2 separate regions of the Homo sapiens genome follow, and region 1 is linked to region 2. Evidence: chromatin loops called from intact Hi-C (ENCODE). Cell type or tissue: ovary. All regions are shown on one strand. Links, peaks and the distances in the headings refer to the core of each region. The heading gives the core; the rest is flanking DNA.

Evidence for each region. Hi-C counts contacts between places; a loop is a spot of excess contacts. Peaks named below come from ENCODE experiments on the same cell type or tissue, not always from the same donor. Only the 100,000 strongest peaks of a DNase experiment are listed, where the experiment ranks them.
Region 1: a loop joins it to region 2, with 7 times the contacts of the local background. A loop is called at or near these places in 1 of 110 quality-filtered maps.

What each region holds. Positions count from the first base shown.
Region 1 is chr1:22,106,929-22,115,186 of GRCh38, forward strand. No RefSeq gene overlaps it. Among named protein-coding and RNA genes, the nearest start is that of WNT4, 32 kb to the right of the region's middle. In ovary, for the core only: no CTCF peak of the experiment used is centred there; a DNase peak (open chromatin) is centred at 1,573; H3K27ac peaks cover 1,822 bases.
Region 2 is chr1:22,184,616-22,192,873 of GRCh38, forward strand. No RefSeq gene overlaps it. Among named protein-coding and RNA genes, the nearest start is that of WNT4, 46 kb to the left of the region's middle. In ovary, for the core only: no CTCF peak of the experiment used is centred there; no DNase peak of the experiment used is centred there.

The DNA.
Region 1 (8,258 bases), core at 1,316-6,315, 78 kb before region 2:
CTCTCCTATCTAGCATGGTGTTGAGCACATAGTTCAGTTCTATGAACAGAAGGAAGGGAGAAGAGGAGTCAGGAATGCAAAAGAAGGCAACAGGGAAAAAGCTTGCATGGGTCGTAATACATTGTATTTATAAAGCTGCTGAGAAAATGCTTTCATGTTCATCTTCATAAAAGCCTGTGAGGCAAATAGAACAGGTGTTTATTTTACAAATGAGAAAACTGGCTTAGAGTTGAGCTTCTACAAGATTTTACAGATTGAACTGGAGTCTTTTGGTTCTGAATCCAGTGTTCCCGCTACTCAAACACCTTACTTTTGTGGGTGGTGCCTCTTCTCCCTTTTCTGTGGTTAGGAAAGCTAGAACTGGCCTTCTACTCATTCATAAAGTGGGTAAGAGTCATCCTTGGAGTATGTAGGGATTTCATCCTTAGCACCTCTCAGGTCCCTGTTTTCCTTCCATGAAGCCACGTACCGTTGAGACAGGCTGTTGCTCAGATTGAGGTAGAAGTGATTTACGGAAACTGGCCTGGCAGTGGCTGCTTTGGGTTCCAGATTAAGGAATCTGGGTTTTGCCTCCATCATACGAATTTTTCCCTTCATGTGTTAAAGGGAGTCCTCCTACCCTTTTTGGGGTTGAGAAACTAGAAGTTAAGGAAGAAGGAACTTTCTTTTTCTTTTTTTTTTTTTTTTTTGAGACGGAGTCTTGCACTGTCGCCTGGGCTGGAGTGCAGTGGCACGATCTCAGCTCACTGCAGCCTCTGCCTCCCGGGTTCACGCGATTCTCCTGCCTCAGCCTCCTGAGTAGCTGGGATTACAGGTGCATACCACCACATCCGGGTGATTTTTGTATTTTTAGTAGAGACGGGGTTTGACTATGTTGGCCAGACTGGTCTCGAACTCCTGACCTTGTGATCCGCCCACGTTGGCCTCCCAAAGTGCTGGGATTACAGGCGTGAGCCACCATGCCTGGCCAAGAAGGAGCATTTTTTTCAAAAGCAGTTTTCAGGTTACCAGAGAAGTTACAGGTTTTGGGATAAAACAAACCTAGGTTTCAAACCCCTTCGTGCCATCTAATAGCTGTGGCTTTGGACAAATCCATTAACCTCTAAGCTTTAGTTTCATTATCCCTAAAATTAAATCATTGCTATGTTGTAGGGTTGGTGAGAATTAGAGATGTGTGCATGAGATCAGCATGTAGTGAGTGTCTTTACGTTCTAGCTTTTCATGTCTCTACTGTGTGCTTCCAAGTTACCTTCTGCTTTGGGGTGCTGAGAGCAGGAATCCCGGCCGAGGCCTGGTTTTTGGGAAGTTCACCCCAGGGGCTATAGAATCTGGTGCATTTGTATTTTCCCAGGAGAAGGGGGAGGATGTCTTTAAACTTTTTGCTGGCTGCTGGGCCCTGGGACAAAGGGGAGACAAGCCCCAGGGCTGAGACAATCATGTCTTTATTATCTCAGATGTCTCAGGCCTGTCCCCCGCCTGGAGATATATGGCTGGGAAGGCTAACTCCATGGCCTCGGCGCGATTCCAGGTCCTAGGAATGTCTGGCTGTTTTATAGCAAACAGAATCACGCACAACAGCCCAGCATCCAGGCATCTCCACCCCAGCAAGCTCATTCTCCCCGCCAGCTTGTAAAACAGTGGGACCTACAGCAGTGTGACACAGGCCCCATGGCTCTTGGGGTCTCAACACCTTGGCATAGGGCAGCAGTCATGGGCAATGTTGAACCCATCTAAGGCTTTGGGCACAGGGCCAGCAGTGCAGGCCTGGCTGTATCCAGGGACCACCTTTCAGACCAGGCCCTGCCTGGCTCAGTTCTCACTTGCAAGCCATGGGCTGCCCTAATTCTAGCCTGTTTCTCTTCCTTTTGACCCGTTTGGGGAGCAGCTGCAGGGAACCACTGAGAAGGCTTGTTTACAGATGCACTTGGCACAGGATGGGGAGACCAGCAGCGATGAGTCCTGAGTTCCAACTTCCAGCTGCTCCCAGGTGCTGAGAAGCCTTCTACTTTGGGCCCCAAAAAAACAAGTCCACACTGTTGTCTTTGGCCGGGGCTTCAGGAACTTGGAGATGAGGAGACTAGAAGACAGTGGGTGAGATAGCTGTCCAGGCCGTCATCTATAACAAAGCCGTGTGGGCTGGCCCTCCAGGGAGGCCTTGCACAGGGACCATGGGTTGTGGACCCAGGCTGAGGCTCTTCTCTGGGGCCCTGAAAGGGGCACTAAGGGGCCTTGAAGTCCAGGGATAGTAATGGGTAGAGATAGTTTAATTGTTCCCTTGACTTCTTTATTCTGGAGAAGGAAGAGTCCAGAGTAACAGTCATAGACCTGTAGCATTTTGGAAAAGGGCTGGAGCCCACTCTTGTGTGGCCGTTCATCAGTGAGTCGGTCTATCTTGCACCTCTCTGATGGTCAGTAGATGGTTATGTTTTCTCCCCTAACATGGATGTCTCAGTTCATTTGATCTTCAGTGCATCCTTCCCACCCTCGATATGAAATAGAAGTTCCAGATCCCACCCAGAGAGTGCTCACAGTTTAGTGGGGGGGTATGCATGTGTAAGCAGTAGTATGTATGACACCATGTGGCTTGTACCTTGGGAAGCACAGGTCTGTCAAAGGAGCATCAGTCCCTTTTTTCTTTAAAGTGTGTCCTCTGCCCAACTGAAGTCTTGGGGAGCCTACTCTTAAACATCTACTGGCTCAGCATTCTCAGGATTGGAAGTGGGGGCAGGAACATTCTCTGATGTTAAAAGCCGTAATAGCTAATGACTGAGCCCTGGCTGTGTGACCAGCCATGTGCTAAGGGTTTTACATGCTGTATCTTCATGATAGCTCTGTGAGACGGCTACTCTTTTCATTCCCAGTTTATAACTGAGGAAACAAGTTAATGACTTGCCCAAGGTTCACAGCCAGTCCATGGTAGAGCTGGGGTTATTTGACTCCACAACTTAAAAAAAAATTATTTTTGAGAATGTTCTGAGCTGTTTTTTCTTGTAACTGAGATCCAGCTGGTGCTATTGGTGGGCTGTTGTGGCTAACTGCCTTACAGAAAATGTAAAAATGTCTAGAATAGAGTTGACATTAAGTCCCTTACATGTCAATAACTAAATTATTAGTTTACTTAAGCTGAAATTAGTCAACTGGCAGTTAAAAGAAAAGTGGTGTTCAGTATTTATTTCTATAGAAAAGTGGTAAGGTGTGGCTGGGCATGATGGCTAACACCTGTTAGGCCATCCTGGCAACATGGTGAAACACTGTCTCTACAGTAAAATTAAAAAAAAAAAATTATAAAGACAGATTCTCACTCTGTCACCCAGGCTGAAGTGTAGTGGTGCAATCATAGCTCACTGTAGCCTTGAACTTTTTTTTTTTTTTTTTTTGAGACGGAGTCTCGCCCTGTTGCCTAGGCTGGAGTGCATTGTTGTGGTCTCAGCTCACTGCAACCTCTGTTTCTCCAGTTCAAGCGATTCTCCTGCCTCAGCCTCCTGAGTAGCTGGGATTATAGGCCTGTGCCACCATGCCTGGCTAATTTTTTTGTATTTTTAGTAGAGACGGGGTTTCACCATGTTGGCCAGGTTGGTCTCAAACTCCAGAGCTCGTGATCCTCCTGCCTCGGCCTCCCAAAGTGCTGGGACTACAGGCATGAGCCACCGTGCCTTGAACTTGAACAAGCCAGCCAGCCTTGAACTTTTGACTCCAGAACTTGTACTACCAGCTCCCCTTGGGGGCAGTAATAGAATAGCTGGTAGACAAATGATGTGTAGAATTTGAAATGCTTATTTTATCAGATGAGAATAATAGAAAAAAAACAACAAAAAGGAAATGCTTATTTTAAAATCACTATTGTGTTGATTTGTTTTTAGTCACAAGATTTATTTTGAAATGACAGATTAGGCCGGGCGTGGTGGCTCACGCCTGTAGTCCCAGCACTTTGGGAGGCCGAGGTGGGCGGATCACAAAGTCAGGAGATCAAGACCATCCTGGCTAGCATGGTGAAACCCTGTCTCTACTAAAAACACACAAAAAAATTAGCCGGGTGTGGTGGCAGGTGCCTGTAGTCCCAGCTACTCGGGAGGCTGAGGCAGGAGAATGGCGTGAACCTGGGAGGCGGAGCTTGCAGTGAGCCGAGATCGGGCCACTGCACTCCAGCCTGGGTAACAGAGTGAGACTCCGTCTCAAAAAAAAAAAACAAAAAGAAATGACAGATTTAACAAGGCAGGGGTTTGTCTCTCAAAGGCAGGGGACATAGGTTAAAGGTTGAGAATCTCTTGCTTGCCAGCAAGTGGCTGCTTCACTGGGTGAGCTGTACAGAGCTGTGACCCTTGAGGGCACAGTGGAGGGGAGTAACCTGCCTTTCCCCTTGCCATACTGGGGGTCCCCCTATTAAACCGAAGCCTGCTGTGGTTGGAAATGGGTACCTGAGCAGCTTGGGGAGCAGGAATCACACCCATATTGAGTGTATCCTAGATTCTGAGATGAGAGGGTCAGGATGTGTAAAGTAAGCATCTGGCTGTGCTTACTTGCCCAGGTGGGAAGGGTGAGTGTGTGTGTCCCAGGTCAGAAGTGAAGGGAATGGGGGAGCAACTATTCATTGGATGCCGACCTGCATTATGGTTCAGTTCTCACAGGAGTCCTTTGAGATGGGACAGATGGGGAAGCTGTGCAACTTCAGCTCTCAGGCTTTTCCCACCACACTATTGCCTGTTGTTTTGGAGAGCAAGTCTCAAGTCCCCTCTCCTCACACCCTTCTGATTTGAGGGATTGAGCCGCTCCTCTCAGCCTCCCTCTTTCCCAGTTGAAGCTGTCTGAATTCATAGCAGCAGCCCTGGATCCTCTTGGTCACTTCTCTGGATCCACTCCAGCTCTATGATGAATCAGAGGGGCAGCAGCTCGCCCTGTCCTGGCTGCGATAACCATCAGCCATTCTTGAAGCTTCCCAGGTGGCTCTAGCTGCTGTCCAAGAAGGGGATGGGGGAGGAGGCCCAGGTTGCAGGAGGTGCTGGAAGGAAGGAGGAGGAGAGATGGGAGAAGAGAGATCCAGCAAGCAAATTCTAGTGTCACCTAAACCTGATGAGACCAGGAGCTTGGAATGCCATTCTCCACATGCCCAGTATATACTTCCCTCACTCTTAAGGAAAGAGCCAGTGTTCTGGCCAGTGACTACCGTCAGCATCCCTGATAGCCCTTCCCAGTCCATATAGCACTTCTCCATACAGTGTTTCACTTGGGCCTCCAGCAACCGTAATGGTGGAAGTGTGAGGTCAGGAAGCCTGTGTAGAGTGGAGGCTTTAGAATTAGAACTGGGTCCAGTCCTGGCCCTGCGGTATCTTCATCTCTACTTTACAGATGAGGTTGAGAGGTTTATGAACTTGCTTCAGATTCCTCAGGCTGCCAGCAATGAGGAATGAGACCCCAGGTCTTCTGATGCCTAGAAAGAGGCTTCATGAGGAAAGAAGGGAGAAGCAAGCATCTATAGAGCTCTGGTTAGGTGCTGGTTAAAGTCCTGCTTAGGAATCTGCTTGTTTCTGTGTACTTACGATCTGTTTGTTTTCTTTCAATTTCCTAGTAAAAGATGTTTTTGAAAAATACCTCCCTGTTTGGCTGAACTGAAGGGAAAAGGACTCGTCAACTCATCTATACCTTGGTTCAGGCGAGATGCTCTAGAGCCAGGTGTGGGAGCAGCCCAAAAGGGGTTTGGACTGGATTGTCAGCCCCTTCCTGCTGCAGGCAGGCACCTGACAGCCAATCTGACAGGCCTGGAGCTGGGCCTGAAGTTCTTCTGCCACGCCAGCCAGGGAAAGGGGTGGGGGGAGGGCTGCTGTTTCCAGCTATGGCTTTGTCAGCTCTAGCAATGTGACTCCAGGCTTCCTCATCCCCTGCCTTAAAGAGAAAACTGTAGAGCGATGTGTAATTCTCCAGCAGAGTGACAGAGTTCAGCTTAGCCCAGCCAGAGACAGATTTCATGCTCCTGTATGGGGAGGAGGGGTAGGCTCAAGGCTCTGAAGCCCTCTGGCCAGGAAGCACCAAGGGTAGGTCTACGCCAGTAGTGGAGTGAGGGAAGTGGAGGGTCTGTGGGACTGAGGAGGGGCTCTGATAACATATTCCATCCTGACCAGCAGGCTGAAGCCTTAGGTTCCGGCCTTGGGCAAGTCTCTTCCCTTCTGTAGGTCTCAGTCTCACCCGTAAAATAGCGATGAAGCCTACACCTGCCTCTTGGTTGGTTTATCTGACAGGAAATGTTTGTGTTCACTTGCTTGCCTATGAACGTGACATGGGATAATGCTAGTAAATGGTGCTTTAGTGCAGGCCTGACCCACGGTCAGTGAGTTGCTCAGTAAATGGTGTGGTGTTGAGTATTGATAATTAGTAGTGTCCTGCATCACTCTCTCAGGGAGGCCATGTCTGTTGCTTTCTCAAGTAGAAGCTTCAAGGAGGCAACTGTTCCTGATGTCGCTACAAAGTCCATTGTTGACCCTTATATCTGGCAGGAGGCCTGTGAGGACTTAAGAAAAAAAGGGAGTCCTTGGGTAGGTGAGGAACCAAATTGAGGATGGAGGCTTTGGCTCAAAAGGGGGATCAGAGCTGATGAAGGTGGAGTTGGTCTGGAATCAAGAAGGGGGGCTAGGCTGGGTGCGGTGGCTCACGCCTGTAATCCCAGCACTTTGGAAGGCTGAGGCGGGTGGATTACTTGAGGTCAGGAGTTCGAGACCGGCCTGACCAACATGGTGAAACCCTGTCTCTACTAAAATACAAAAATTAGCTGGGTGTGGTGGCAGGCGCCGGGAATCCCAGCCGCTTGGGAGGCTGAGGCAGGAGAATTGCCTGAACCCACGAGGCAGAGATTGCGGTGAGCCATTATTGTGCCACTGTACTCTAGCCTGGGTGACAGAGGGAGACTTTGCCTCAAAAATTAAAAGAAGCGGGGCTACATGAGAAGCGCCATGCCTGGGGTCTGGGTTCTCCCAGTGGCTGCCGAATTGAGCTAATTAAGCCCAGAGGAGCCACTGCCTGGTCCAGGACCAGTCTGACAAAACCTGTCCTGGGTCCTTTCCACTGGCTTTTGCACCATCTTTCACAGTGATCAGTTTCTGGGCCTCAGTTCCTTCTCCTGGGTCCCCCTTTCCCTTCTTTGTTTTGAGGGTTCTACCTTAGCCTTCCCAAGTCTTGGGGTGCTGGTGGGGCTAGAGACTGGCACTGCTCCAAGGTCATACACACAATCTGTTCTCTGGCTTGACTGAGCTCCTTGAGGGCAGGGGCCAGGTCTGAGTTGCCTCTGGCCTTTCCCTGTCCAGCATTGAGCCTGTAATCCTTGGGCCCTGACCAGAGGGCCCAGCCCTTGCTGGTCTCAGTTGTTGGACTGGCCAAGGTGGCACAAGCTTGCATGGGGCCTTCTTCCTCACAGGTGGCACGAGGAGGTGGGGTGTGTGCTGAATTGGAATACATGGCTCCTTGTGTCCAACTTCCTCTTCCCGACTGGCCCAAGGCTTGGGAACAGTGGCTGCCTTTTTGGGGCAGCCAGGGCACCTGGCCAGAGTGTGCTCTGTCGGGCACTGTCAGCTCTTCAGCAGGCCCCGGTCCTCCTCTTAACCTAGAGAAGGCCCTGGGTTATTGGTGTTGTTCTTGGCGGACCACCGAGCCCCTCAGCAAACAGGGAGGTGAGTGTGCACCCGGTCTAGGCCTGTTTGTGTTGGCCTCGCCAGGCGGGGGATTAGCTCAGCTGGGCTGCTAATTGCCTCCGAAGTGCCGGCCGGGATGCTGACAAGGGCTGGGCCTCCAGTCCCCTCCTCCCGCAGCAGGCACTGTGCCAGGCTTGGGGGCCTGGCCCAGAAGGGCCCCTTCTCTCCCCTGTCAGCGCCTGCTTGGCCTAGACCCTTGAGATGTGGGCAGGGGGTCACCAGGACTGGCGGCTCAGGAAGGAATCGGGGGAGATGCTTATGAAGTCATCGACTGGGCCAGGCCAGGCTGTGTTCCACACACCCCTCCCCCACATGCCTTAAGACCGCCTCTCCAGCTCCCCTTCTGAATCAGACACTTTCTCCTGAAGCTCAGCACTTTTTTCCTCTTACTAGGAAGCTGCTGGGCTCCTTTGCCCAGACACCCTCACCTCAGTCGCTGCTCTGAGCTCCCACAGCATCTTCTCTCTTCTTGTCTCTTTCTCCCTGTCTTCCTCATGTCTGTCCTCCCTCTCTGCCTTTTCGTCACTCTGTGTCTAGCCTTTCTTAGTCTCCCGCAGTTGTCTAGTTCCTAGACTTCCCTTCTGT
Region 2 (8,258 bases), core at 1,593-6,592:
ATTACTAGTTGAGAGGACCAGAGAGGGAAGGTCAGTGGCCCACAGTCACACAGTGCAGGCTGGTGGCAAAACAAAAGCCAGAACTCAGCTTAAAAAAAAAAAAAAAAGAAAGAAAGAAAGAAGAAAGAAAGAAAATAGAAGAAGCCCCAACTCTCACTATTGATTGTATCTACTTTGTGCTAGGTCGCTGTGTGCTAAGGTGACTCTTCCCAGCCACCTGAAGGGATAAGTACCTTCATCATCATTTTCAGATGTGGAAGCGGAAGCTCAGCGAGGTTCCAGGGTGCACGCTTGGTTAGTGTGAGGCCACCATTTGCACCTAAGTCTGACGCCAAAGCTGGTGTTCTCAGCCAACCAGCCCGCCCCCACACTGGCCCAGACACTTGTGAGTTTGTGGAAAGTCACATATGGACCAGGACAGCAGCTACTTTGAGGCCCCAGAGAGCCAGTCAGGGCAGATGGCCAGGCTGGTCGCTGGGTGCCAGTTGTCAGGCCCTCAGCCGTGTGCAGCCAGGTGTGCAAAGCCTCCATCAACAGGCGGTGCGTTGCCTGGGGAGCTGGCTCACCACCCAGACCTTGGTTTCCCCAAATGTAGACGTTGATTGATCCCAAGGTGCTTCCCAACCCCACATTCCTGGCCTCTCTCCCCGAGGGGGCTCAGGGTTGAGGTTTGGTTGGGGGAGAGGCCCGGGCCCCTCCCTTTCCCCCAAGGTGTGAGCTACCCAGGGAACATGGGGCCGGCTGTCATGGCAACCCTGTGTTGCGAAATGACGTAATCGGAGTTCCAAACGTGTGAAATCAAATACAACATCCGCAAACACAGCCTGGGGGTCGGCATGGCAACCGCAGGGCACCGGGACAGGCAGGCACTCTCCGCCCTGAGCAGCCAGCCTGGCTCAGCCACCTGGGTGGGCAATGAGGGCACACCGTCCCCTCTCCATGCAGGCCCCACCTCCTCCCTCCACTGGGGCCCTCTCCTTTTCTCTCCTCTCCTCCTTCTTCCTCTTCTCCTTGCTTCTCCGGGAAGCAGTGTGCCAGGTGGTTAAGGAAGTCAGCTCTAGCACCCCAGACAGACCAGGTTTCACATCCTGCCACCTACCAGTGGTGAGGTTTTTGGCAATCCGCTTTACCTCTTGAACACTATTCACCTCACCTGAAAAATGGACGTAATAATAAAACTCACCATATAGTTTTGAAGGGGGGCTGATGACGTGAACATAGGCACCTAGTACTGGTGTGTATTAGATGGGAGCCATTATCCTGCCTTTTCTCATCTTTCTTCCCTGCTGTGGTTCCTTTCCTTGCCTACCACTCCCAGGGCACCTGCAGGCACCAGAAGTGACAGTGGCTTGCAGCCTGGATCCCCAGGTGATCGGTCAGGCCCTGTAGGGCTTTGCCATGTGATCTCATAGGTGGTCCTCTTCTCTATAAAATAGGGGCATGACCCACAGGCCACTGGCATCAGCAACACCTGAGTGCCGGGTAGAAAGTGCAGATTCCTGGACTCCTGCCCCCTTATACTTGATTCAGTGGGTCTAGGGTGGGGCCCAGGACACAAGTTCTCCGGGTGAACCTAACCAGACACTCCAGTGTGAGAATCCCTGAACCAGGTGTTTCCTGTGGCTCATATGGCTGACTCTGATGGGCCTCCAAGACCCAAATTCCTGGCTCTGACTGATTACCTTCCAGGCTCTTTTTATTTTGCGACGCTGTGGCCACCAGGCCAGGGCAGGCTTTCCCTGGTTTCTATGTCTGTCCCATTCGTTCTTTTTTTTGGAGACAAGGTCTTGTTCTGTCACCCAGGCTTGGAGTGCAGTGGGGTAATCATGGCTCACTGCAGCTTCAACTTCCCCAGCTCAAGTGATTCTCCCGCCTCAGCCTTCTGAGTAGCTGGGACTACAGACACGCTCCACCACACTTGGCTAATTTTTTTCTCTTTTTGAGATGGAGTCTTGCTCTGTTGCCCAGGCTGGAGTGCAGGGGTGCATCTTGGCTCACTGCACCCTCCCCCTCCCGGGTTCAAGTGATTCTCCTGTCCCAGCCACCTGAGTAGCTGGGACTACAGGCATGTGCCACCACGCCCAGTTACATTTTTTTGTATTTTTAGTAGAGATGGAGTTTCACCATGTTGGCCAGGCTGGTCTCCAACTCTTGACCTCAAGTGATCAACCTGCCCTTGGCTTCCCAAAGTTCTGGGATTACAGGCGTGAACCACCATGCCTGGCCTCACCTGGCTAATTTTTATTTATTTATTTTTTTGTAGAGTCGGGGTTCTCGTTATGTTGCCCAGGCTAGTCTCAAACTCCTGGGCTCAGGTGATCTTCCCATCTTGGCCTCCCAAAGTGCTGGGATCACAGGTGTGAGCCACTGTGCCTGGCTGTCTCATTCATTCAATCAACAAATGTTTCTCATGCCAGGCCCTGGGCCACATTCACCTTTCCCACACCAGTGAGGAACAGATGCTGCCCTGTGTGTTTGGGGTGGGGGGTGGCGGGGCTGAGAAGGTAGAGACAAGTCTGTGACTCAGTTTTTCATGTGTAAAATGGGGATAATGCTTTGATAATGAGTGTCCTGCTACTCTTGAGGTGGCATAGGGCTCTGGCGAGAGGATGACAAGGACACATTCTCTGGGGACCTGTGGCCTGCCAGGCACTGTGCTAGATGCTTTGTATAGGTAACGCTGGATGCTCCCAGTAACTTTTCAGGTGGGGGCTATTTCCCTTCATTTTACGCTTGGGAAAATGAGGCTCAGCAGGTGACTTGACTCACCTGAGATCACTCACCACATACCCAGTTTAGGGTTTAAATCCTTCCCTGGCTCACATTGCCCTTCTAGCCACTGTTCTTCCTCTGCCTCTCCTTTCCCTCTCCCCTCCCCTTCCTCCAGCCCCTTCTCTTCCACTCCATTCTCCTTCCTCTTCCTTGTCTATTTTTCATCAAAAGGTCTAGAGTTTTCCGCACTCACTCTTTCCATGTCTGCACTTGCCAGTCGCCCCTTAGTCCTGAGGTCCGTCTCCCCATCCCGCATCCTTCCACGGTGACCAGGACCTCTGTGAGCAGAACCCAGTGGTTCTGACCTCTTAGTAGCCTTGATGCTGGGGGTTGCCCCTCCTCCTCACAGTCCGCTTTTCTCCTAGGCTTTACTTTCCTCCACCTCTCCTGGGTTTTCCTTCTTTTTTTTTTTTTTGAGACGGAGTCTTGCTCCATCACCCAGGCTGGAGTGCAGTGGTGCGATCTCGGCTCACTGCAACTTCCGCCTCCCAGGTTCCAGTGATTCTTCTGCCTCAGCCTCCTGAGTAGCTGGGACTACAGGCATGCGCCACCATGCCCGACTAATTTTTGTATTTTTAGTAGAGACGGGGTTTCGCCGTGTTGGCCAGGATAGTCTTGAACTCCTGACCTCAAGTGATCTCCCCACCTCAGCCTCCTAAAGTGCTGGGATTACAGGCATGAGCCACCATGCCCGGCCTCTCCTGGGTTTTCTTAATCTTTCCATTTAAAGGATTTTTAAAAACCCGAACATTTGTTGAGCACCTGCCTTGTGTCCAGGCTGTGCTAAGGGGGGATATGCGGTGGCCAGACCTTCTGGATCCTTGTCTTCCTGTGTGTGGCCTCAGGAGCTGTGCCTGCTCTGCGCCTCCACTCTCTGCTCTGGCGCTCACTCTCCTCCTTCCCTTCCCTGCTGCCTATGCCTCTCCCCACATGCTCTTTCTTGACAGTCTTGTCTACCATGGCCTCAGCTACCAGCTACCGCCTGAGGACTCCCCAGCCTTCAGTCCAGAACATTCTGGACAGAACATTATTCTGTAATGACCTTCAGAGTCTATCAGGATCCCTCTGCCTGCCCCTAACCCTGGACTCCAGGCACCCCCTCCAGTTCTTCCTTCACAAATTGCCACAGTGCTTTCTCTAAGTCACACTGGTCCACTGCGACTGCTCAGTGCTACGAGGTGGAATCCTCATTCTTTCACCCACTCGACTCCTATTCATCCTGTAAGACTCAGTCCAGGTATCACCTCCTCCAGCAGGTCCTCCAGGATTGACCCAGTGACTCTGCTCCATGTGTCCCCAGCACAGGAGCTCCCCTCCAGCATGGTGGGATAGAGCCCAGGGCCTGGCACAGAGTGAGAATGGCCCCAGTGAATGTGGACTGGAGACCCAGTGGCTGTAAGAGCTCACAAACAGTCTAAATCTCTTGTTTTACCCACAGGGACAGGAGGTCTAAGGTCTCAAATGGATTTACCAGCAAAGCCAAGACTCTAGCCCAAGTGCCTGGATCCCATTTCAGAGTCTGTCCCATCAGAGCACACAGCCAGGAAGGTGAGACAGCAGGTATCGTGGAGAGAGGCCACTGATTGGTCAGTGTCAGGCATGCTGAGTTATCTGTGGCCCTGTCCTATTCTGAGCATATTTTCCTCTGCACAGATAAAGTCAGATCTTTGCACTTGTCCAGTGAGGTGTTCCTCACGGTAAATGGATGACAATTGACAAAGTGCCTACTGTGCGCCCACCTTGGCCTGGGGCTTTCGTGGGTGTTATCTTGCTTCCATTGTCTTGGGGAAGGAGCCAGGAGGGATGTGGAGGACAGAGGACTTCCTTAAAGGTGGGATCATGGCACAGCACCTTGGCTTCTTCCTTGAGTGCTGGGCGCTCGGCAGGTGCTTGCCAAGGTGTGCGTTGCACAGAGGATTTGCTGGCTGGGTCCCATGAGCTTGCAGAGCTGAGCTTGGCTGGAGAGTAATTGGAATACCAAAAATGCTCGACCTCGGACTGCAGCTTCCGTATCACCAGGGCCAGCTGGGCTGTGGTCCCAGCTTCCAACTCAGAGACCTGGGTTCTTCCACTGAGTCCCAACTGGTTGAGCACTTCTGGGATGAGTTCTGGTGCAGCGTGGTGCTCCAGTATCCAGCATGGGCCCTGACACTCAGGAGGCCCTCGTATATGGCTATTGAGAGATTGAGCTACCTGTGCCATCTTGGAGGTGGCCATGTCCCTCAGGCCTCAGTCTCCTGGTAACAAAAAGGGATCCTTTCTCGTTCCAGAGGACAGGACTTAAAACCCTTAGGGGTGAGCGCTCCTTGAGCACTTACTGTATGCCATGCCCTGTTCTAACACTTCACATGTGCAAACTCGTTTAAGCCTCATGACTATTCTTGGTACTATTCAGGCCCCATTTCACAGATGAGGAAATCGAGACTCAGAGAGGTTAGGTAGCTCTCCAAGGTCCTGCAGCTGGTGAGTGGCAGAGTCAGGATTTGAACCCAGACCATCTGGCTGCATGGTTCATGCTCCTAACCACTACATCTATGGACTTTTTCATTGGCTGTCATCCTGGTCCAGAGCTGTTGCAATTTAAGAGGGAGCCACTGTTGTTCTTATTATTACTAAAGGACAAACCCACAGGCATGGCTGGAGACAGAACCTTGTTTCTGGGACTTAATTTGAGGAAGGGTGCAAAAAGGGGGTGTGGGGAATATCCCAGTTTGACCAAGGATTTGCAAAGGACAATCCACGTAAGGCATGAATCTAATCCTGTCTTGTCCTTGAATTGGCACTGGGCTCAACTCCTTTTCTTCATTCCTCTGTGGGAGTGGTGGGAGCCAACTCACCTTCCAGGGTCACAGAGACCTGACCTCCCAAGGAGGCTGGTCCCTGCTCAGACCAGGCAGCCTAGGAGCCCCTCAGCTGCCCCATCAGGACTCATCGCACCTTCTTCCCCAGCCTTGGCAGCTGGCCCTGGGACATGAAGGGGACAGGAGCACCAGAATGGGGAAGGGTCAAGGCTGAGCCTTGCTCCCGTCAGTCTCCAACCTGCTTGTTTGAGCAGGAGACTTGGGCATCTGGGCAGATGGAGGACGGGCCCGTTCTCATTCAGCAGAGTCTCCTGTAGGGCTCTCCTGGTGTTTAGTAGGTGCTGAGTCCTGGGCGATAGCAGAGTCTAGTGGGCCGGGGCACAGGTTGGGGATGGGGGATGGGATCAGGGAGGCAGGAGGAGGCTGGGATATGTGGCCAAAGCTATGGACTTAGGAGTCAGGTTTTTATCCTAACCCTCCCCTAACCCCCATTTCCTTGGGAAAGTTACTTCCTGCCCAGAACTCCCATTTCTTTTTCTTTAAGATGGAGATCATAATACTGTCCCTGTGAAAATGAAACAGAAGCACAGATGTAGGACCAAGTGTAAGGTCTGGGCCATACAAAGCATGGAATAAAGGTGGCTGCTGTTATTACAACTCATACCAGGGGCTCTTGCCAAGTGAGCTAACATGGCGGGTCTGTATGCCCGTAAGTAGGCACGTGACTAGGCCTGGTCAATCAGAGGATTCCACTGATTCTGGATAGACATGTGACTCAAGCTTGGCCAATGAATTCAAGCCCTGGGACTTTTGTTGGAACCATTGGGAAGAGAGGCCCTCTTTCTGCTGGGGTTGATGAGAGGATAGGAGACCAGCCTAGAGCTGCTGGTAGTTGTTATGCCTCCATGAGGGAAGAGACTCCCTCTGAGGATTAGGCTGGTCGAGAGGTGGAGAGAGAGAGATTAAGACCTGATGTCATGCCTTGATTCTCTGCAGCCAGCCTTGCCTGAAATCAAAGCAGATTCATGCATATGAGTCAAAAAACTTTTCTTTTTAGAGCTTGTTTCTGTTACTTGTAATTAAAATAGTCTTGAGTAATGAAGGTTAATTCAAGGCTATGAGAAGTCTGGTAAACTTTGTTCTGAAATGCTTGGTTTTGGGGGAGACAAGTAGTCACACTCAGTAGATCAGCCAAAAAATATCCTTCCTAGAATGTGGTTTGGAAAGGGAGAAGGCTTCATGAGAGTCACACGCCAGAGGAGACAGTAATAACTGTGGACATAGCCACGTAAGTCATTCATTCATTTGACCATTCAAAGGGACTTAGAGAGCACCTACTGTGTGCCAGACAGTGGGTACAACAATGCTGTCTCCATAGAGCTTAGTGGGAAGATATGCATCTATGAAATAATGACAAGTGCCCTGAGTGACACTGAGGGAGAAGCTCTGGGTGGGTATAATGGGGTTGGGAAAGCCTTTTCTGATGGAATGATGTTTAAACTGAGGTCTGAAGGAGGAGAAGAGTTGTCTGGAGAAGGAGTCTGGGGGAGAGGGGCCAGAGAGTGTGCCAACCAGATGTGCTGAAGTGTTTGAGGGACTGGATGAAAGGAAATGCCTCTCTGGATCTGCAGTGGGGAGAGGAGCGGGTGGGAGGGAGTCCAAGTGGGGCAGAGACCATTAGGAGGCTTTAAAGAGAGGATGCTGGCTGGGAAGGAGAGCAGCAGGGCCACTGGAGGCGGAGTAGCGGGTGAAGCAGGAAGGGGGATGAAGTGAGGGCACTGATGAGGGTCCCAGGAGTGCTTGGGGTGGCTTTCAGCTGGAGAAAGTTGTCTAAGAACCTTGACATGGTCTGGAGGCTGCTGTTGGAATCTTCCAGCTGCCTAGGGAGAGAGTTCTGGCTTGGGGGTGGTGCAGGAGCATGGGGAGGAAGACCAGGAGAGAGAGTGAGTGTTCTTTCACACGGCCCCCGAACACCCAGCACCCAGATCAAAGATGTCATCTGTACCCAAGGAGCCCCCCGCATGTCCCATTCCATTCTCTAGCCATCTCTTGAAGGAAATCACTATCCTGACTCCTGTCAGCATGGATTAATGTTACCTTTTTTTTTTTTTTTTTGAGGCAGAGTCTCACTCTGTCGCCCACGCTGGAGTGCAGTGGTGTGATCCCAGCTCACTGAAGCCTCTGCCACCCGGGTTGAAGTGATTCTTGTGCCTCAGCCTCCAGAGTAGCTGGGACTACAGGCACATGCCACCACTCCTGGCTAATTTTTGTATTTTTAGTAGAGACAGGATTTCCCCATGTTGGCCAGGCTGGTCTTGAACTTCTGACCTCAAGTGATCCTTTTGCCTCGGCCTCCCAAAGTGCTGGGATTACAGGCATGAGCCACCGCACCCAGCCAATATTGCCTATTTTTGTGATTTACATAAATGGAATCACATGGCATGTCCTCTTTTTGTGTGTGTGGCTTCTTTCTCTCAACCTCATGTCTGTGAGACTCATCCAGGCTGCGTGCACTGGTAGATTGCTCATTCTCATTGCCAAATAGAATTCATTATACGGCTATACCACAAATTAGTTATTCTACTGTTAATGGACATGTGAGTTGTTTCCAGTTTTTGGTTGGTACAAATAATGCCGCTAAGAACATTTTTGTGTTATACATACCTTCTGGGGCATATCACCACT